2 separate regions of the Homo sapiens genome follow, and region 1 is linked to region 2. Evidence: chromatin contacts called from ENCODE Hi-C data. All regions are on one chromosome and are shown on one strand. Each heading gives the region's core, a stretch centred on a gene start or an enhancer-like site at or near the end of the contact. The rest is flanking DNA. Distances are from core to core; before and after follow the strand shown. Region 1 has its middle 13 kb from the start of PRF1. Region 2 overlaps NPFFR1 (neuropeptide FF receptor 1).

Region 1 (3,652 bases), core at 351-2,850, 310 kb after region 2:
TGGCGTGATCTCAGCTCACTGCAACCTCTGCCTCTCAGGTTCAAGCAATTCTCCCACCTCAGCCTCCTGAGTAGCTGGGATTCCAGGCACCCACCACCACACCTGGCTAATTTTTGTATTTTTAGTAGAGATGGGGTTTCGCCATGTTGGCCAGGCTGGTCTTGAACTCCTGACTTCAGGTAATCTACCCATCTTAGCCTGCCAAAGTGCTGGGGTTACAGGTGTCAGCCACCGCGCCCAGCAGGAATAAAATTTTGATACATGCTACAACACGGATGAAGCTTGAAAACATTGTACTAACTGAAATTAGCAGAAACGAGAAATATTGCATGATTCCACTTATATGACGTACCTAGAATAGGGCAAATTCATACAGACAGAAGAAAGAACAGAGGTTACCAGAGGCTAAGGGAAAGCCATTTTTTAATGGCTGCAGAGTTTTTGTTGAGGATCCTGAAAAATTTTAGGTGTAGATAGTGGTGAATGCATTTAACATCACTGAATTGTACACTTATGAATGGTTAAAATGGTTAAAATGAAAAATACTGTGTTGTGTATATCTTATCAGATTTTCAAAAAAACAAGTGTCAGGGTAGCTTGGGGAGATGGCCCCCCAAGGACATTCCCCTAAAGTGAGTCCTTTCCAGCCACTGTGTTGAAGATGGCTGTGGGGACCAGGAAGGGATGGCGTTAGGGGAGACTGCAAGGAGCACACCGTGGGCGTTCAGGCGTCCTGCAGTGCAGCTGCTGGAGGAAGTTTCAGGCACATGTGAGGGGAAAAACCAGAGCTTTCTGGGCTACTTTGTTTCTAAAATGGGGATAAGTATTAGGTTGGTGCAAAAGCAATTGTGGTTTTTGCCATTAAAAGTAAGTAATTGTGGTTTTTGGCATTAAGAGTAATGACATTACTTTTAAAAAGTAATGCCGTTTAAAAGTAATGGCAAAAACCGCAATTACTTCTTTTGCACCAACCTTATTTGCCTTACAGCGTTGTTGGGAAGACTAAAGGAGCTAATATGTATTACATATGCATGTTGTATGTACATGTCATGTAAAACAACATGTGTTACGTGTATGGTCCTTAAAACATTATAGTAAGTGCTCAAGAAATGTTATTTTTTAGTATTTTACTTCTGGTGTTTGTGAGAGAAAAATAATGGAAGTGAAGGGCAGGGAAAGGGAGTGAGGTCTCTCCATTTCTCCAACTTGGAAAAATGCTTTATGAAATGAAATCACATGAAGTCCTAGAACCCACATTACCATGGTGGAGGACAGGCGTCTGCAGTAGCTATGTCCCCTCTCAATTACTGCCTTCTGCCACTGGCGGAGCCTTGCGTGAAGGTCCTAGTGCCTGATGGTGCTGATTCCTGTGAATAAATGTAACTGCAAAAATGAACCCCAAATGCCCTGTGGGTTCATTTTGCCGGCTGCCCAGATAGAGCTGATTTTCAAGACAGGGGAATTGCAATGAGGAGTTTAATTCATACAGAGCCAGCTGAATGGGAGACTGAAGGTATATTACTCAAATCAGTACTCCCGAAAATTCAGAGGCTGGGGTTTTTCAAGGATAGTTTGGCGGCAAGGGAAGAGGGGCTGCTGATTGTCTGGGGACACAATTGTAGAGGTGTGGAAAATGGTCTTCCTGCTTGTTGAGTCTGCCTCTGGGTGGGGACCACAGGAGCAGTTGAGCCAAGAGTCATGGGTCCAGGCGGGGCCATCTGGTTGTCAGAAATGCGAGTCTAAAAGAACATCTCAAAAGGCCAATCTTAGGTGTTCTTCAGTAGTGACGTTATTTATGGGCAGGAGTAATTGGGGAAGTTGCAAATCTAGTGTCCTTTGGAATAATGGAGGTTAATCGTTTCTGTCTACATCTTAGCAGAATTCAGGCTCCTCCCATCCTTCTAACCTGATGGTTTTTCATTAGTTTTACAAGGCAGTTGAGTTTTGGGGAAGGGCTAGTATCAGTTAGACTGTAAACTAAATTTCTCCCAAAGTTAGCTTGGCCCAAGCCCAGGAATGACCAATGGCACTCTGGAGGTTAAAGGCAAGATGGGAGTTAGTCAGATCAGATCTCTTTCACTGTCATAATTTTCTCACTGTTATAATTTTTGCAAAGGCAGTTTCATAAAGAGGAAAGAGAGACAAGTATGTTTTCTTCAGGGTCAGCCTCTTTTTGTGATGGTTGAATCTCACAAGGAGTTTGGGGTTCCCAGGGAAAAATCCAGTGTCCTGCCAGCAAGCTGACGTCACTGCTCTTTTAAGAGGAAACTGGGAACCAGCTGTTGTGGAGATTAACTATGAGTGCAGATGTACAGTTGGAGCCCTACAATAAACAAAAGGTTCTGATTCTGCCCCACCAAACAACAGCAGCTGCTCTTGTTCTGGTTGGGCAGGGTTGAGTATCTGAGCCTTTGGGAAGAGAAAGTTAATAGGATCAGGGCTTCTTCCAGCATGAGAAAGATGGTGTTGTTCATGAGATGTACCCATTGTGCAGACTGGTGAGGGCGGGGCTGCTGGGTCCACCTGTTACCGGACAGGGGTCCCATTCCAGACCCCAACAGAGGGTTCTTGGATCTCATGCAAGAAAGAATTTGAGGTGAATCCATAAAGTGAAAGCAAGCTTAGAAGTAAAGAAACAAAAGAATGGCTACTCCATAAGCAGAGCAGTCCCAAGGGCTGCTTGTTGGCTATTTTTGTGGTTATTTCTTGATTAAATGCTGAATACGGGTGGATTATTCATGAGTTTTCTGGGAAAGGTGCAGGCAATTCCTGGATCTGAGGGTTCTTCCCCCTTTTAGACCATATAGGGTAACTTCCTGACATTGCCATGACATTTGTAAACTGTCATGGCGCTGGTGGGAGTGTCTTTTAGCATGATAATGCATTATAATTAGCATATAATGAGCAGTGAGGAAGACCAGAGGTCACTTTCATTACCATCTTGGTTTTGATGGGTTTGGCTAGCTTCTTTACCACAACCTGTCCTGTCAGCAGGGTCTTTGTGACCTGTTTCTTGTGCTGACCTCCTATCTCATCCTGTGACTTAGAATGCCTAACCTCCTAGGAAAGCAGCCCAGTAGGTCTCAGCCTCATTTTACCCAGGCCCTATTCAAGATGGAGTCGCTCTGGTTCAAACACCTCTGACACACCAGGCCATGCCACTGAGTGTCAGAGACTGAACAGCTTGTGGGATCAGGGCTGAGACTCTCCATGCTGAAAGCTGCAAATAAATCACGGTTCCAGCCCCCTCATTTGCAGCTGGGGACTCAAGTCTGGAGGGGGAGTTTTATGTGCTTGCAATGTACAAGAGAACTGATTGAGGTTGGGAATCTGTCTTGGACCAAAGTCGAAATTCATATGATTGGACTGGTTTCTGTGACTGGGTCTCCAGTGTGTGGCTGGGTCTTTTCAATGTGGCTTAGGTTGGATGTCAGTCCTTGGCTCCTCTCCAGGATCCTGTCTGTGACTGAGACTATCTCTGTGCATCACTAACTCTAACCTCCCCCTGAGAATCTCACCTGTGACCTTGGTCTCAACTGCACCAGTCACATCCTCCTGTCCTCAACGGTGAAAACCTGGCAGATGCTCAGCCTGCCCCTGCCCCAGGAGTGCTGTGGTCAGCTGAGCTGTGGAAGTCGAGGCTGGAAAGGAC
Region 2 (3,337 bases), core at 468-2,967:
CTTGGCCCTGACTCATATCAAAATCACCTGGCTTTTAACAATACAGCTCCTGCCCCTTCCAACTGGATCAGAATCTCTACAGGGTGGTAGGGAAGGATGGATGATGGGCAGGGGATGGGGTTGTTCAGGCACTGGTATTTTTCAAAAAACTCCCCTGGTGATTTCCATGTGTAGCCGGATTTGAGAACCACTGAACCATACAGCCCCTGCCCTCCCGCCACTCACAGTCAAGTTTAGTGTGGCTTAACATTTTGGGGGTCATCAAATTCTTTAAGACTCTGATGCATTTTGGTTCCTTCACAGATGCTTTCCTAGGGCTTCCTTTTGTTATGCCAATCAATGGTTCCTGTCTGGAGGAATTTATGGTCTCCAAAAGCATTGGATCCGCTCCCAAAAAGAGCCCTGGATTTTGGCACACACTTTCAAGGCAGTGTTGGGCATCAGGTTTTGGGCTCACCCTGCATCCATGAGCCCTTCTTTCTCGAGTACTGATTTTTCCCCTGGGGAGTCAGCCTCCTCCTCACATGGAGCTTTTGAGGGACCGTCCATCAGGTGTCTGCACCAACCGCTGGCCAGAGGATGCCAATCAGACCTCTTCTGCTTTGGATTTGCCTCTGAGTCTTCATAACACAGCTTTTCCTTCCATTGGATGACCTCCCCACACCCTTCCAATGGATTCCCAGTGTTGGTTAGGTTGGCCAGCACTCGTTTCTGTTGCTTATAACCCTAGTGTCTTGGTGAATACAAGGGGATTCAAGTTAGTCATCCATGGACCTCCTGGGAGTCTGCAGAGTCCAGGTTCAGAATCCCAGGGTCAGAGAAAGTGTTAGAGATGGGCAGGGGTAGCACCATAGACCCCCAAGTTTCCTGTTCCCTAGATTAGATGTTTGTGCCCACCTCCCTCCCCAACACCATCCCACACGCTGTCTCTTAACAGGCCATGTAATCTTCCACGGAGACTGTGCTAATGCAGAGAGGAAAGGACACTGACCTGGGAATCAGAAAGCGTGGCCTTGAGAGCTGGCCCCATGGTGGTCACTGACTGCATATAACAGAGGTTGGGGGCTGGGCACAGTGGCTCATACCTATAATCCCAGCACTTTGGGAGATGGAAGGAGGCAGATCACAAGGTCAGGAGTTCGAGACCAGCCCGGCCAACATGGTGAAACCCTGTCTCTACTAAAAATACAAAAAATTAGCCGGGCGTGGTGGCACATGCCTGTAATCCCAGCCACTTGGGAGGCTGAGGCAGGAGAATTGCTTGAACCCGGGAGGTGGAGGTTGCAATGAGCTGAGATCGCACCACAGCACTCCAGCCTGGGCAACAGAGCGAGACTCCATCTTGAAAATAAAAAAGAGAGAGAGAGAGAGGTTGGGGGCTGGGAAACTTGGTTTGGAGGAGAAGCTTGGGAACTTGTCTTAGAGCTGCTTTAGTACAATTTTTAAAGGGAGGTATAGTTAGTTTGGGGTGGCTGGGAGACTGATGATAGTAGACCCTAAGCCCCCATGCCACCTCTTGGTATTCCAAAGAGAACTGGGGAGATCTACTTCATCCCTGTGTTCTCCTTGGCTTTCGAATGTGGATGACCTGGGCTTCCTGCCTCTCCCAACCTCATGGAGTTGTTAATACATTCAGAGAGACAGCAGAGTAAATTACAAAGGGCCTTGCAGAACTTCAGACTGCTTATTGACTGCATTAGCTATCTGCCAGGCAGCTGTGGGGAACCAGTAGGTCGCAGTGTGGTTTCAGTTCATTTGGGTTTGTTCCCAGGGAAGCAAGCCTTGGCAAAAGCTTTCTTAGTACTGCTTAGGAAAGTAAAAAGTGGATGTGGCAGAGGATCTAGGAGGAAGGAGGCCTCTTGAGAACTATAACCTCCTACTGTTCCTCTTGCAGGCTGAACCAAAGCCCCTCCATCCCAGGCACCCACCACAGCAACATGGATTCTGCAAGCCTGACCTCTTTTTGGTGAATGAGAGCAGGTTGCCCTTCCAAGAATCATTTGGATTGGCAAAGGCCAAAGAATTTGAGGGCTGAGTTGCTAATACAGCCATCAGGAGCCCCCAAGCGAGCCCCTCTTTATACTTCTCTTCTACTCTGAGGCCTTTTTATTTCTCCTTACTTCCTGCAGGAGGTCTCCGGTTTTACCCATCAAAAATTGTATTCAGAAAAGGTTCTGATACAAATCATTTACCTCATAGTGAAAACTGAACTGCCTTTATCACATACTGAGCCTGTACTCTCAGTCTATTTAAAAGAATTCCAGGCCTTAGAGAGTGGATGTGGAAGAGGCTTAAGGTGGGAGAGGAGGGGAAAGTAAAGGGGAGGCAGGGATTTCCCTCTCTCTTTCTCTTGGAAAGGCTAAACATATGCCCTGGAGCACCTTTCCGGGTTCAATGGCTGGCTGCTTCCTCAAGGTCTGCAGGTTCAGTTTACCTGCAGTGCTGGCCACATTTCACGTCCTGCTTCAGCTAAGTGTAGAGATTTTTTTTTTCTTTTAGTTAAACTAGAAATGTCTTAGGGGTAGAAAGCATGCCTTGTTCAGCTTGAAATGCTCCTCATTATCTGGCACAGGGCCTAGAACATAAATATGATTAATGTATGTTGATAAGTTAGGTACTAAAGGCTATGAATTCTCCTAGACACACTGCTTTAGCTGTATCCCATAGGTGCTATTAGATAGTATTTCCATTATTTTTGAAATTTGTTTTGTACAACATCAAGCTATCTCTGACAAGGAAAGGAGAATTATCTTCATTTCACAGGAAAATCAAAACTCAAAGACAAAAAGAGACTTGCTCTAAGAATACAGCATGCAGTAGTGGTAGACCTCCAGATTTTGCTGGGCTCTGGGATTCAGGGTGCATCAAATAAGCCAGGACGCCTGTTCTGAGTTTGAGCTCCTGCTTAGGCTCTGCCATCTCCATCCATTTTCTCATCCTCTTTGGGTATCATCAGGTCACATATAAAGACCTCTAGGGTCCATTAGCAGCAATTAGGGATCCTTGATTTGGAAGGAACTTTGCCTTCCTGAGGCTTCTGCTACAAAGCTGACACTTTATGAACAGTGCATGTATCACCTAAAACCTTGCCTAAAACCAGGCATACAGTGGCCAAAGGCAGAACCGGGGTCACTCTGTGCTCAACTGAGAAATAATAGAAGAGGACACCTAACCCCTTTGAGATCCATTACCTCCTAACGAGGCATCACTGCTTGGAGTCCTAGGTTACTTAACGTTCTCTCTCTCCCCATCCCTAGCAGAATCTTCTTTTAGGAAATATTCTGATAAACTTGTTCACATGGATGAGGAAATGACTCATAACAAAGCGCTGTGTCTC

Evidence for each region. Hi-C counts contacts between places; a loop is a spot of excess contacts on that map. Pooled maps may share reads with other maps.
Region 1: a pooled map shows a loop between it and region 2 (3-fold over the local background). The contact joins two enhancer-like sites. A Hi-C loop is called at or near these places in 2 of 50 pooled maps.

Annotation. Positions count from the first base shown.
Region 1 is chr10:70,587,676-70,591,327 of GRCh38, forward strand. No RefSeq gene overlaps it. Among named protein-coding and RNA genes, the nearest start is that of PRF1, 13 kb to the right of the region's middle. Within about 2 kb of position 1,601, at least 5 of the 41 ENCODE cell types and tissues checked have a DNase peak (open chromatin) inside an H3K27ac peak, as active enhancers do.
Region 2 is chr10:70,273,105-70,276,441 of GRCh38, forward strand. All of the region lies in intron 1 of NPFFR1 (neuropeptide FF receptor 1), which reads right to left. Among named protein-coding and RNA genes, the nearest start is that of NPFFR1, 9.2 kb to the right of the region's middle. RefSeq lists an enhancer at 31-130. Within about 2 kb of position 1,718, at least 6 of the 41 ENCODE cell types and tissues checked have a DNase peak (open chromatin) inside an H3K27ac peak, as active enhancers do.